Regions from separate parts of the Homo sapiens genome. Here region 2 is linked to region 1. A link is a contact called in ENCODE Hi-C or POLR2A ChIA-PET data. All regions are on one chromosome and are shown on one strand. The core of a region is the stretch at or near the end of the contact, and the rest is flanking DNA. Distances in the headings are between cores, read along the strand shown.

Evidence for each region. Hi-C counts contacts between places; a loop is a spot of excess contacts on that map. ChIA-PET counts read pairs that join two places held with the same protein, here RNA polymerase II (POLR2A). Pooled maps may share reads with other maps.
Region 2: a loop to region 1 is called in a pooled map, with 2.6 times the contacts of the local background. The contact joins two enhancer-like sites. A Hi-C loop is called at or near these places in 6 of 168 maps with a recorded cell type or tissue (adrenal gland, chondrocyte, endodermal cell and 3 more), 1 of 37 single-sample maps with no recorded cell type and 5 of 50 pooled maps. POLR2A ChIA-PET finds 5 or more read pairs at or near these places in 3 of 52 experiments (AG04449, SK-N-SH and WTC11).

Annotation. Positions count from the first base shown.
Region 1 is chr11:33,381,865-33,388,652 of GRCh38, forward strand. All of the region lies in intron 1 of KIAA1549L (KIAA1549 like), which reads left to right. Among named protein-coding and RNA genes, the nearest start is that of KIAA1549L, 9.2 kb to the left of the region's middle. Within about 2 kb of position 1,292, at least 2 of the 41 ENCODE cell types and tissues checked have a DNase peak (open chromatin) inside an H3K27ac peak, as active enhancers do.
Region 2 is chr11:33,685,691-33,693,036 of GRCh38, forward strand. No RefSeq gene overlaps it. Among named protein-coding and RNA genes, the nearest start is that of C11orf91, 11 kb to the right of the region's middle. RefSeq lists an enhancer at 4,437-5,636. Within about 2 kb of position 2,086, at least 3 of the 41 ENCODE cell types and tissues checked have a DNase peak (open chromatin) inside an H3K27ac peak, as active enhancers do.

The sequences.
Region 1 (6,788 bases), core at 42-2,541:
AGAGGAATTGATACGGCTCCAAGGTCTTTGGCTCAAGCAACTGGGAAGATGAAGTTGCCATTAATTGAGACAGCAGTTCAGGTTTGGGGTAAGAAAATAAGAGTTCATTTGGGGGTATGTAAAGCTTGAAATGTTTATTCAAGTGGAGATGTCAGGTTGCCAGTTGAACAAAGTAGTCTGGAATTCTAGGGCGATAACAGGTCCTAAGGCATACATTTTGGAGCCATCAGCATGGAAGCGAATAAGAAACCTAGAAAGTGAGTATGGAGAAGAGAGAGGGAGATCTGAGCAAGGAGCCTGGGATTACTGCAGCATTCAGGGGTTCAGGGTGAAGGGGACCAGCAAGAGATAGAGAAGAAAACAATGAGGCAGTAGGAAGAGAAGAAAGTGTATATGGTGTCCTGGGTGCTAAGAGAAGAAAGCAATCAAGGAGGAGGGCGTGATTGGCTTGGACAGATGCTGCTGAGAGTGGAGTTAGATAGGCACTAGCAATGCACGTTGAGTTTGGAGGTGTGAAGGTGGTTAGTGGCTCTGAGAGTGATGGGGATAAAACTCTAACTGCAGATGGTTCAAGAGAGAAAGGAAAAAGAGGCATTGGAGGCAACACATAAGACAATTCTTATGAAGTTTTTTCTCTAGAGAAAAGCAGAGTCATGGGGGAGGTGGGCCAAGGGAGGGTTAAGATGAGGTCTAATTATATGTGTTCACACTTTCTCATTTTTAAACATGAAAGACATATGACCAGAGTGTTTGATTTGGTGTTTTTCCCCCAAATGTAGATGGCCCAATAAAATATATTTTGACTTTTTACTCTGAGTATGATTAGTACTTCAAAGATTCTTACAAGATGTCCCAAATCTTGCCTCCCATCTCATCCTTCCCATCCCCACAAAGTAAAGAAAATGATCTTGGGGCCAGAGCACAGGGCACTGTAGGGAGGAGTCCCTGGCACCCTCTCCCTGCCCTGGGACTTCCCCTGGCCCTCCTCGGGGGACTGAAGGGCTCTGAGGGGCTGGGATACTGCAGCATTTGGGGGTTCAGGGAGAAGGGGGACAAGCAAGAGACAGAGAAAATAAAATAAGGAGGTAGGAAAAGAAGAAAGTGTATTAAATATTAAAAGTACAGTGTTACTTGTACTTGGAAAAGTACAGTGTTACTGTACTTTTAACACTGGCATAAAATAAGTTAGATATCCCTTTGCTGACCCACATCCTTCCGTCAAACTGACCACCACCATGGAAACTTCAGGATCCTGAAATTCTGATGACGACCAGAGAATCTCTCAGAAGCTTACTTAGCTCAAGTCTCAAATTACTGGAATATGATCTGAGAATATTCAAAATGAATGTGCACACTTCCCTTTTTATTTTCATTAACCTTCAAGCCCATATTGTGGTTTTCTTTCTTTCTTTTTTTTTTTTTAAAGACAAACAAAAACTCCACTCTTCCCCAGACAAAAATGAATAGTTGGAATGACCTTAAAACATTTTCGTTGCTTGACAACATATTAGAGGGGATTTCTAAACACACAGAGGGACACATTATTCTGGGTCACGGGATGGCAGCCATGGATGGTGACTCTCTTTGGGGACTTCAGGACCAAAGGAGCAGTTAGCAATCTGGGTGTTGTAAATGTCAGTTTTAGGAGCTGGCAGGAAGGTGGCAACTGAGTCATATTAATTCAGCAGTGTTTATCAAGCACCCAGCATGTGTCAGGCCCTCCACTAGATGCTGGGGGTATAGTGAGAACAGGCTAGGCCTGGACCCTGCTCTCAGGCAGCCCGTGGTCCAGGACAAGAAACTCTCACTCGGGCAGGTGTGGTGGCAGGTGGGTAAAGTACTTCCATGAATTGGGTCAGGTTGGGGGATGTGGCAGGACAGCAAGTGCCTGCGTTGCTCAAAGAGGCAGCTACTGCTTAGTGGCAGCCTGCATGGGACCGAGGCTCAGGGTGCCATAGTTCTGACTTCTCAAGAAAAGGCAGATCTTTATTTAGAATCTTTTTGTTTTCAAATATCACCAATTAGTTCAGATTTCTAAAATGTCATGCAGTACAAAGAGAACACACTCATCAGCCACCATCTTTTTCTTCTTTTTTTAAAGTCAAGTTTATTAAGGTGTAATTTACATACAGTGAAATTCATCCTTTGTAGGTGTGCTGCATGATGAGTTTTGACAAAAGTGTGCAATCATGCGTCCACCACCACAATCCAGATACAGAACATTTCTGTCACCTCAAAAAGTTCCCTCCTGCCCCTTGCAGTTAATCCACTCCCCCAACACACCCAGTCCCTGGAAACTACCCATGTATTTTCCATCCCTGTAGTTTTGCCTTTCCCAGAAGGTCGTAGAAATGGAATTGTACTGTATATAACATTTTGCATTTGGCTTCTTTCACTTAGCATAATGCTCTTGAAAATCATCTGTGTCATTGCATCGATCACTAATTCTGTTCTTTTTATTGCAGAATAGTATTCCATTGCACCACAGTTTGCTTATGCATTCAGCAGTTGATGGACATGTGGGTTGTTTCCAGTTTATGACATGGAAGTCTTTCTGTGGGCAGTTTTCATTCCTTTTGGGTAAATGCCTAGGGGTGGGATTGCTTGGTCATGTGTTAGGGACGTATTTCATCTTATAAGAAACTGCCAAACTGTTTTTCAAAGTAGCTGTACAGTTTTGCATTCTCATTAGCAATGTATGAGAGTTCTAGTTGTTCCTCTGTATCCTCACTGGCATTTGGTATTGTCAGCTTTGTTTTTCCTTTTAATTTAGATGTCAGCCATTCTAATAGCTGTTTAGTGGTATCTCATTCATTTTAGTTTACATTTCTCTAATCACTAATAATTTTATTGTTGCATATCTTTTCATGTTCTTACTTGCCATCTATATCTCTACTTTGAAGTCTGTTAAGTTATTTTGCCCATTTAAAAATTGGATTGTTTTCTTTTTACTGAGTTTTGAGCTTTTCTTTATATAGTCTGGATACAAGTCTTTTTATCAGATAGGTGTTTTGCAACTGTGTTCTCCCGGTCTGTGGCTTGTCTTTTCATTTTATTAACAGCGTTTTTTTTGTTTTTTGTTTTTTTTTTTTAAAAGGAGAGAAGTTTTAAATTTAGATTAACTCTATCAACTTTTCAATTTAAGATTTGTGCTTTTTGTGTCCTAGCATAGAAATTGCCTAATGTGTGCCAAGGTCACAAATATCTATGATTTCTTCTAGAAGTTTTGTATTTTTATTTTTACTTTTAGGTCTGTGATCCATTTCATGTTTGTGTATGGTGCAAAGTAAGAATCAAGGTTAATTTTTTTATATGGATATTTAATTGTTCTAGCACCACTTATTGAAAAGACTATCCTTGGTCCATTGACTTATCTTGGCACCATATATGTCTGGGTTTATTTCTAGTCTGTTCTATTGTACTTCTCTCCATATGCCAGTACAACACTGTCTTGATTTCTCTAGTTCAGGGTTTCTTAACGTCAGCACTATTAACATTTTGGGTTCAACGGTTCTTTGTTGTGGTTGCCTGTCCTGTGCATTAGAAGTTTAGCAATATTTCTGACTGCCTGGTAGATGTCAGTAACTCCCCTCACTCTTAGTTGTGACAACCAAAAATGTTTCCAGACATTGCTAAATGTCCCCCTAGGGAGTAAAATTGACCGTGATTGAGTTTCACTGCTTTAGTTCTGTAGTAAGTCTTGAAGTCAGATAGTGTGAGTATTCTTTATTCTTTTAAAAAATCTTTTTGGCTATTCTAGGTCTTATGCTTTCTATACAGATTTTAGTATCTTCTTGTTAATTTCTATTTAAAAAGCCTGCTGGATTTTTGGTTGGAATTTCTTTGAATCTAGACCATTTAGAGATCTCTATCTTAACAGTGTTTTTTTTTTTAATCCGTGAACATATCTCTCTCCATTTACTTAGGTATTCTTTCTTTTCTCTCATCAATGTTTTATAGTTTTCCACATACAAATTTGTACATACATTTTTCATGTTTTTCAGTGCTTTGGCATATAGTAATAGAAAAATTTCTTTGTTAGTGTATGGAAATATAATTTTAAAAACCTTATATCATATGACCCTCCTAAACTCATTTTAGTTCTAGTAGCTTTTTATAGAATCTTTGAGATTTTTCTAAATAGGAAATAATGTTATCTGTGAATAAAGACACTTTTCATTCTTTCAAATCTGTAAGGCTTTTATTTATTTTTCTTGCCTTATTGCACTGGCTAGAACTTCTAGTACTTTGCTGAATAGAAATAGGGAGAGTGGACATCCTTGCCTTGATCCTGGCATTGGAGGGAAATATCAGTCTTTCTCTAGAGTATGATGTTGGCTATAGTTTTGATTTTGTTTCACAGAGGCCCTTTATCAGGCTGAGGAAATTCCCTTCTCTAGCAAATTTGCTGTGAATTTTTATCATGACTGGTTATCAGATTTTGGCAAATGCTTTCTCTTTGTCTATTGAGATGATCACAGGGTTTATCTTTAGTTTGTAAAAAGACAACTTTTTACAAACTAAAGAAATTCCTGGCCAGATGTGGTGGCTCATGCCTGTAATCCCAGCACTTTGGGAGGCCAAGGCAGGAGGATCACCTAATGTCAGAAGTTCGAAACCAGCCTGGCCAACATGGTGAAACCCTGTCTCTACTAAAAACACAAAAAAATTAGCTGGGTATGGTGGTGGGTGCCTGTAATCCCAGCCACTCAGGAGGCTGAGGCAGGAGAATCGCTTGCACCTGGGAGGCAGAGGTTGCAGTGAGCTGAGATCATGCCACTGCACTCCAGCCTGGGTGACAAGAGCAAGACTCCATCTCAAAAGAAATTTCTAACAACGGCCAGGCCATTGTTAGGAATTTTTAGTTTCATGTTCATGAGGGGTATTGGTCTGTAGTTTTGTTTTGCTAAAAGGTGTCTGGTTTTGTTAGAAGGGTAGTGCTGGTCTATAAAATAATAGGGGCCAGATGCGGTGGCTCAATCCTGTAATCCCAACACTTTGGGAGCCCAAGGAGGGTGGATCACTTGAGGTCAGGAGTTCGAGACCATCCTGGTTAATGTGATGAAACCCCGTCTCTACTAAAAATACAAAAATTAGCCAGGTATGGTGGTGCACACCTATAGTCCCAGCTACTTGGGAGGCTGAAGCATGAGAATTGTTGGAACCCAGGAGGTGGAGGTTGCAGTGAGTCGGGATTGTGCCACTGCACTCCAGCCTGGGTGACATAGCAAGACTCTGTCTCAAAAATAAAAGATAAATAAAATAAAATAAAATGAGAGAGAAGTATTCCCACTTCTGCTTTATGGACGTGTTTGTGCAGAACAATTTCTCTTTTAAGGCCCGTGAGCTTACAGATGATATTGAAGATCCCTCAAGGATTTCTTTAGTAAAATAAAAAGTATCAGGTACCTCTAGTTCATTTTCTCATTCTCTCTCTCTTTATTTTATTTTATTTTTTTGAGATGGAGTCTGATTCTGTTGTCCAGGCTGGAGTGCAGTGGCACAGTCTCGGCTCACTGCAATCTCCACGTCCCAGGTTCAAGCAATTCTCCTGCCTCAGCCTCCCAAGTAGCTGGGACTACAGGCACGCACCACTGCACCTGGCTAATTTTTGTATTTTTAGTAGAGATGGGGTTTCACCATGTTGGCCAGTCTGGTCTCGAACTCCTAACCTCAAGTAATCTGCCAGTCTCGGCCTCCCAAAGTGCTGGGATTATAGGCATGAACTATCATTCCTGGCCCATTTTCTCATTCTGAAAGCTACCAGCAGACACTACTTTGGTTTAAGGTCTAGGGAAAACAGCCTGGGTGAGGGAAAATTGCATTGGTTGCATTCAGGAGACTGAGGTCACCCCTGGCTGTTACCAAATCATTTCACTTTTCAGGGCTTTCGTTTTCTCATCTGTGGATAACAGCCTCAAGATCTTCCCTTCTTCCCCCATCCCCCGTCTGTGTCTTTACAAGCCATAAGCAGATGTTTTGGTGGAGTTCTACCATCTGCATTTCCTGCTTCTTCCTACATTAGCAGCCAAGCCCAGCCAACGATTTTCATTCTGAAAAGGGAAGAGTTTTCCCACAGTTTGCTGTCATAGTTCCAGTGTGAGGCCCAGATAAATATAGGCCTATCTTCAATCTTCATTGGATTTTAAAAAATTATGAAAGTAATATATATTTTATTAAATTCAAGCAATACTCAGGTAGATGCAGTAAAATGCAAAAGGCCCTCTTTGCCTTGTGTATTAGTCCACTCTCACGCTACTATAAAGAACTGCCCGAGACTGAGTAATTTAGAAAGGGAAGAAGTTTAGTTGACTCACAGTTCCGCATGGCTGGGGAGGCCTCAGGAAAGTTACAATCATGGCAGAAGGGGAAACAAACACATTCTTCTTCATATGATGGCAGGAAAGAGAAGTGCCGAGTGAAGTGGGGAGAATAAAACCATCAGATCTTGTGAGAACTCACTATCAGAAGAATAGCGTAGGGGTAACTGCCCCCATGATTCAGTTACCTCCTACTGAGTCCCTTCCACAATGCATGGGGATTATGGGAACTACAATTCAAGGTGTGATTTGGGTGGAGACACAGCCAAACCATATCACCTTGCTATTCTCTAGAGTCATGCTGTCAGTCAAGTGTGATGGATCCTTCCAGACCTCTTCATACAAATATTTATATCCATAGACGTAGCCTCAACTTAATTTTTTTTTAAGATATAAAAGGTATAATATTCAGCAACTTGCTTTTCCCGTTAACACTATATCATGACCCTCTTTCCATGCTAACTAAAT
Region 2 (7,346 bases), core at 836-3,335, 300 kb after region 1:
CCAGGCATGGTGGTATGTGGCTGTAGTCCTGGCTATTCAGAAGGGAGGATCACTTGAGCCCAGGAGTCTGAGGCTACAGTGAGCTATGATAGCATCACTGCACTGTAGTCTGGGCCACGGAGCAAGACTCTATCAAAAAAAAAAAAAAAAAATGACATGGAACTCACTCCTAGAATCATATGGTAAGCTCATGGAAAATAAGATTATATTTGGGGAAAATCCATAAGTCTCCTCCTGTACCAGCTCAAGGACAGTGTCGTTAAAGTGATGCATGTGCATGATTTGCATGTGATGAAATCAGGAGGGAACTTGCCCGTCCCCACTCTGGAGTCCATACCCTTGGCAATTAAGACGTTTGCCCACACAAACATTCTCCATATCAGCTGGCTGCTGTGGGCTAAAGGACAACAGGGAAAATATAATAGTTTGAAGCCAGTCACTGAAGAAAAGAGCTAAGAGTTTAAGACTTCAGGCTTTGGAGTGGCTCAGCCACATCCTAGCTAGATGCCTCTCGATGCCTCTATAAAATGGGGGCTGGGGCCATTTTCCTCATGTGTTGGGATGTAAATATTGATGAGATGCTGTATGTAGGGTGCTGAGCCCAGGGCCTGGCACTTGGCAATTCCTCAGTAGCTGGCAATTGCTAGCTGGCAGGGCTTGGGAGAAGCTCCAAGGGTGTCTCTAACCCCCTGACTGGACTCTCCTGTGCTCAGACACCACCACATCTTTTCCAGTGCTCTAACGGGCCCGTTAGAATGGTTGCATTAAACAGACTATAAAATGACATCAGTCCCTGAAATGCACCTAAAATAAACAGTTATTATGGACTGGATTGGGGAGGGCGCAGTGGACAATTCATATTTGCACATCATCCTTGTTTCTGTGTAGCAGGTTACACAATCTCTGCCAAGAGCCTGCTCATATACACGCATGCATACACCCAAACACGCATACTCACATGCCACACACTGGACAAGTGGGCCTATTCTGATTGTCCAGTGACTCTTCCTAAGTCACCTCCAAGAGAGAGAAGAAGGGACCTGGATTCCTGGAGGACTGCACAGAAGAAGAAGCTGCCAGCTGGAGCCTTGCAGGGAGGGAATAGGCTCAGCCATTGACCCCCTGTGTCAGCTTCAGCAGTGACTTCATTTCCCTGAGCCTATTTCTTCATTTATAAAGATGTGCCATTTTGCCTGCCCCCACAACAGTTAACTCTGGAAATCAAGCCTGCATGAAATCCCAAATATTACCTCTTCCCAGACTCAACACAATCTAATCAATTAAGAGGGGAAACTGCAGATATATTCTTCTATTCAGATCTGAGCTGTCCACTATGGTAGTTACCAATAGCCACGTGCCTATTTCAAGTTAAATTTAAATAACTAAAGTGAAATAAAGTTTAAAATTCACTTTCCCAGTTGCACTAGCCACATGTTAAAAACTCAATAGCTACATGTGTCTGATGGTCACCATAGTAAATGGCACTGATATAGAACATTTCTGCCATTTCAGAAAGTTCTATTGGACAGTGCTAAGATCATCCCAACATTAATGGCTAGTAATAACGACAGACAATAAAAAGATAAACAATAGTCTATATAAATAGATATATGTCTGAATAATAGGAACTAGGTAGACAAACAGAAGAGTACACAAAAACTAGAAATACATTGTAGATAATGCTATGAACTGAATTGTGTCCCCCGCTAAATTCATATATTGAAGCCCTAACCCCCAAAGTGATGGGATTTGGAGACAGAAACCTTAGACAGAGAATTATGTTTAAATGAGGTCATGAGGGTGGGGCCTTCATCATGGGATTAGTGCCCTTATAAGAAGAGAAAGAGACACCAGAGCTCTCTCTTTGCCATATGAGGACTCATGAAGAAGGTAGCCATCTCCAAGCCAGAAAGAGTCCTCAACAGGAACCAAATCAGCCAGCAGGTTAATCTTGGACTTCCCGGCTTCCAGAACAGTGAGAAATGAATGTCTGTTTTTTAAGCCACCCAGTCTGTGGCATTTGGTTACAGCAGCCCAAGCAGACCAATACACATAGTAAGAGTCAATGAGTTCAGCCCAGCTTCTCTTGTTCATGTGAACTGAACTTTTCATCTTGAAACCAGTTCTACAAAGAGCAGATTTTCCCTGGGTGAGTAAGATGTGGCTCTCAGCAGACAGCCACCTGCAGGCCTCTGGGAAAGGCCAGGTGCTGTGCCTGTTTATTTTTGCAATGAAAGCCTTCAATGGCTGTAGTGTCTCCTCCTCCCAAAAGGTTTCTAAATTGGATTTTTCCCTAGGTTATAATGAACAGGCTAATAAATGTCAGCCCTGGATGTGAGAGGACTAGAAAGGGGAGACCGTTTCATCCCATGTCTAAATCCATGCTGCCACCTGGTGGATCCCACTATAAGAGAAATGTGGGGATTTTGTGTTAATGACCAGAAACCTTGTTGCAAATTGCCCAGTGAACCCAAAGAGGCAAAGATGATGGTGAGCATTAGCTGTTTGTCACATCATGAGCTGAGCAGTTTACATACATATCTCAGGTAACTGGCAACAACCCCAGGCTGGGGGAATTATTGTGCGCCTTTTCCAGATGAGAAAAAGGGCCTAGAGAGTTAAGAATCTATTTTTTTTTTGAAAGAACAATTGGATGAATAAATGAGTAAACAAAGGAGTAAATGAATGCAGGCTTAGTTTATATGCATTGTTTTCAGAGTTACAGAATGTTTGTACTGGATTCAGGTAAACTCTGAAATGACAGTGATAATCCTGGCTGACTCTGTGAATGAGTAGATGGAATAATTAACATCTATTGAGTACTGGCTTTGGACTATGCATTGTTCTGAGTACTTCATACATATTAACTTACTTCAACCTTATAGCAACCTATGAAGTGGGGGTACTATATAATCTCCTCATTTTATAAATGACGAAACAAAGACACAAAGGTTAAGCAGTTTGTCCAAAGTCACACAGCTGGTGTGTGCTGGGATTTCAACCCAGGCAGTATGACCCCAGATCCAGCAATTATATACCACTTCTCAGATAAAAAGAGCTGTCTTAGGCCTGTCTCTGAATCTTGGTAAAGAACTCAAGGTACATCTTGACCCCATCCCCAAGCCTGTCATAAAGGCACTTGGCCCAGATGAGTCCCAGGATATTGCATCTAGATCATCCTTTCTTATCATTTTATGCAATTGACGTTTCCACCATAAGTCAAACCACAAGGCTGAGACTGCATTTTCCCCTCTATCCGCAGCCAGCAACGTGCTCCTTAAGCACATGGAGTGTCCACTTTGTGCAAAACCGTGTGCTCAGGATGACGATGATGACAACACAGGCCCTACCCTTAAGAAGATCGCAGTCGAGCTAGGGAGACATACTGATGGGCTATTATAATCCAGGTAGTAAGTCCCAGGAAAGGGGATGCCCAGAGTACAAAGGGAGCTCAGAGAAGGGACACATAGCCCAGACTGGGGACTGGAATCAGGGAAGGCTTCCTGGAGGAAGTGACATCCATGCTGTTGGGAGAGGAGCACTTCCCTTCAGCTTCCTTCCAAGAGCAGTACGGGAGTCCTGGCCTCTTCCTGCCTCTTTACCCGCCCAATGCCCAGTGATGGATGGGGACTTGTGATTCATAATTTGGGGAAGAATAAACTGGGCATACTTAGCCACACCCTGCCATTCCTCCTGGCTTAAGTAAAGAGAGTGACTGGCAATGGGTGTCTTTGATAATGAGCAACAGAAACTAAACTAAGGGAAACTAAGAAAGGTGTCGTCCGAACATTTAGAAGGAAAGGAATGAGGTGTTGCCACTGGACAACTCAGCTCCAACTACCATTTCTTGGGGAGAAAATATGAGAGACGGAGAGCAGCCTGCTCGCGATCATGTGTACTTGGAGCCTGATGCCACTCTTGTGAGTTCCCTGGGAGCCAAGTTGGAAGGAAGCTGACTGCAAAAGGCAGGAGGATGCAGTGAAAAAGAGATGGGAGGGGAGCTGCCTGGGCTCCTGGTGGCTTCCAGGCCCTGGTGCCAATTGCGCGAGGCCCATGAGGGAGCCATGTATCTTTGGCAGCCAGGGTCCTTCTTTTGGGAAGCAGCTGCTCCACAGTTCCAAGTGGTTCTGGTGGGGATGCAACCACAGGACCCTGGCCACCTCCTCCGCAACATGGACAGAGATGGAAACGTAGCCCGAGCTGGGCCAATCACATTTTCTAAGAACTGGTAGTTGGAGCTGAGTTGTCCAGTGGCAGCACCTCATTCCTTTGCTTTCCTTGTTCAGATGATGCCTTTTTAAATTTCCCTTAGTTTAGTTTCTATTGCTTGTGATCCAAGAAGCCCATTGCCAGTCACTCTCTTTACTCAAGTAAGTCAGTTTGAGTGGCCTGTTTCCCCCCAAAACCAAAGAGCACCTGGAATAGGTGATACTTCAGCTTTGCATCATAGATTTTCTGGATTCCTATTGTCGATTGAAATTACAGCTGTTTCACCAGAAATAACTTGATAAATGTTTATTGGAAGCCAAATGTGAGGATCGACCCAGGAAGACACACCAACAAAGCTGGGAGTGTCCTAGAGTCTGTTACAAGTTAGAAAGCTTTTATGGGAAGGTTTAGAAGAGGGGAGGAGGACTCTTCATACAAAGAGTTGTCTTTTTGTTATTGGAAGGTATAATAGAGAGATTAGTCACTGGCTACAGATGACAACCTACAGGCTAAAATGTCTACGGGCAAGACAGCAAAGTTTCATGATTCAGAAACAAATCAGCAAAACTTCATGATTCAGAAGCAAATCAGCATCCTTTTCCATGTCAGGCATGCATTAACCACTATGTCAACAGTTTAAGGAAATCACGATAAGATTCCTTACTCAGAAACAGGATGTCCTCATGAATCACAAAACTTCTGCTAGGTGGGAAGTCTGACAAATGCAAGTTATTACTATTTAGTCACTTTCATGGCAGCTCGGCACAGATATGTTCTCGGATATGCTCATGCGCTGGTGTGGACAGAATGACAGGATTGGGTGGTGACCATCCACCCTTCCTTTTGGGGACTGCCTACAGAGAGGCCATGCCCTTGGCCTTGTCTGTTGGGTGTGGGCCATGTGATACTGCCTGGGAGGAATGTGGTTGGCTCCCTCTAGAAAACAAACCCCTCTTCCCCAAACTGCTTCCCAGCCATATTCACCCCCTTTGTCGCTGCTTATGGGGCTGAGCTCCAGGGCCTGCGCATTGAATGCTTCTCCCTCCCTGTGGACTGGGCCTCCCTCCAGCTCACATCTCGTGGCCACCACCACTTCCAGCACCAGTGACTCAACAATGAGGGCTGTGTACTACACAAACAGGAAAATAATATTAAAATGATTCCCAGTTTGGGGCAGTTTCACATCTGTCATTTTTTGTTGTTGTCCCCACTCCCAGCCCCCATCCTGTGAAAGCAGCGTCTCCATTTGCCTGATGTGGAAAGAGGCTGTGAGAGGCTGGGTAACTTTCCCAAGGTCGCAGATCTGGTTAATGTCAGAATCAGGACAGAGTTCAAAGGAAAAGGCCAATATTCCCTGAGGCACCAACAAGGTATTTACCTCCAGTGAGAACAAAAGCCGTAAAGCAGTAATTAAATGTCTCTTCCTTCTGTTCCCAGCTGACTTCCACTGAACCCTGCCTGACCGCTTTGGCACAGAGGGTGGGCACAGGTGACTTGGATAAGGTAGCAGGAGGTCTTCCCATCACACTTGAAGTCTATATTTCTCTCAGGAGTAATAAGCTTATGATGAAAGGATCATGATATAAAGAGCTGGTTATCTGTTCTATCAGGTTTCATGCTTCATCTTGCCCAAACAGTCAGCACTGCAGAAGGCCTTCAGCCTCCATCTACAGGCCTCTACCTCAGCTTTCCCTCTACCCTAGTTTCTTGAAAGTAAAGATCGCTAATTGATCTGACTGGCCAGAGTCCAGGACAATTCCTTTGACCCCACTTTCCCAGTGGATAGGTTTACTACATCTTAAAGGTCAGGACATGGGGGCCAGGTGCAGTGGCTCACACCTGTAATCCTAGTGCTTTGGGACGTCAAGGCAGGAGGATTGCTTGAGCCCAGAAGTACAAAACCAGCCTGGTGGTGAGACAAAGTGAGACCCCCACCTCTACAAAAGAATTTAAAAATTAGCCAAAGACTTGGGAGGCTGAGGTGGGAAGATCACTTGAGCCCAGGAGTTCGAGACTGCAATGAGCTAAGATCACACCACTGCACTCCAGCCTGGGCGACAGAACAAGACTCTGTCTCTAAAAAGCATTAAAAAGAAAAAATAAAGTCAGCACGTTGGGCTTTCCTTCTTCCCTGAGTTCATGCAATAGTCAGACCCAGGACAAGCCTGCCTCCACGGACGGGTGAATCAGGCTCTTGTCTGCCTCTTTCCTGTCTGGCACTGAGTGGGCAAATCAAGCCAGAGGAAGCAGCGAGCTTCATTTATACCATCATCCCAGCTTTGAATGCTCCAAAACAGCTTTCCTTCTAGCTCAGCCACAAATAAAGCGGGGCTTTTGTTTTTCATGTCGCTGGTGGCGTGCTGGTAAACTCTTTTCAACCAGCTCTTCTCAGTGGAGGTCCGAGGGAGCCAACCCTGATTTGTACATTTGCCAATTTCCTTGTTGTAAATACACTCCCCGTGGCCAGTTTAAAAAAACCCCACATGACATCATTCAGAAGATATGCACATTAGCACACCATTATGTAGTATTTCGACCACACAGACACAACAGGCATAAATGAGCTCAGGAGTACAGATGATAGAGAACTGTAGCAAAATAATTAGGAAGTGATGAATTGTGAATATTTGTTACCTTCGTCTTAAATATGATTTAATTAAAAGTTGATATGGTTAAATTTTTAATAATGGTTGTATTTAATAACCAGCTCATAACATTCCTGAAAATTTGGCAATTAGTTCTCGTGAGCCCATAGAAACTGGCTCCGGCACACCACTGCATTTATCTATTATTCCTTGCATGTGGTGTTCTCTCAATCAAGCTCTCTATTGCTTTCCTCTGCCAAGCGCCCTTTTCTTTGAGGAACAGCCTCTTTTGTTTCATTTTGTTCTGAGGGGCTGTCAATTACATGACAATTACATCCCACCAACCGACGGTAACAGGACCTGTGCCCAAAGTTAGTCCAAGCCATGGGGTGACTGGGGAGGTGGCAGGCCTGAGTGTGGGCATTTCTGGGACCTTGGCTGTAATACTACCAAACTATCAACCCCATTCTCTCTTGCCAAGTTGTGGGAAGCAACCTAGCCAACACCAAAACCACCCCCTACCAGTATTTACATGTATTGGAAGACCTGACC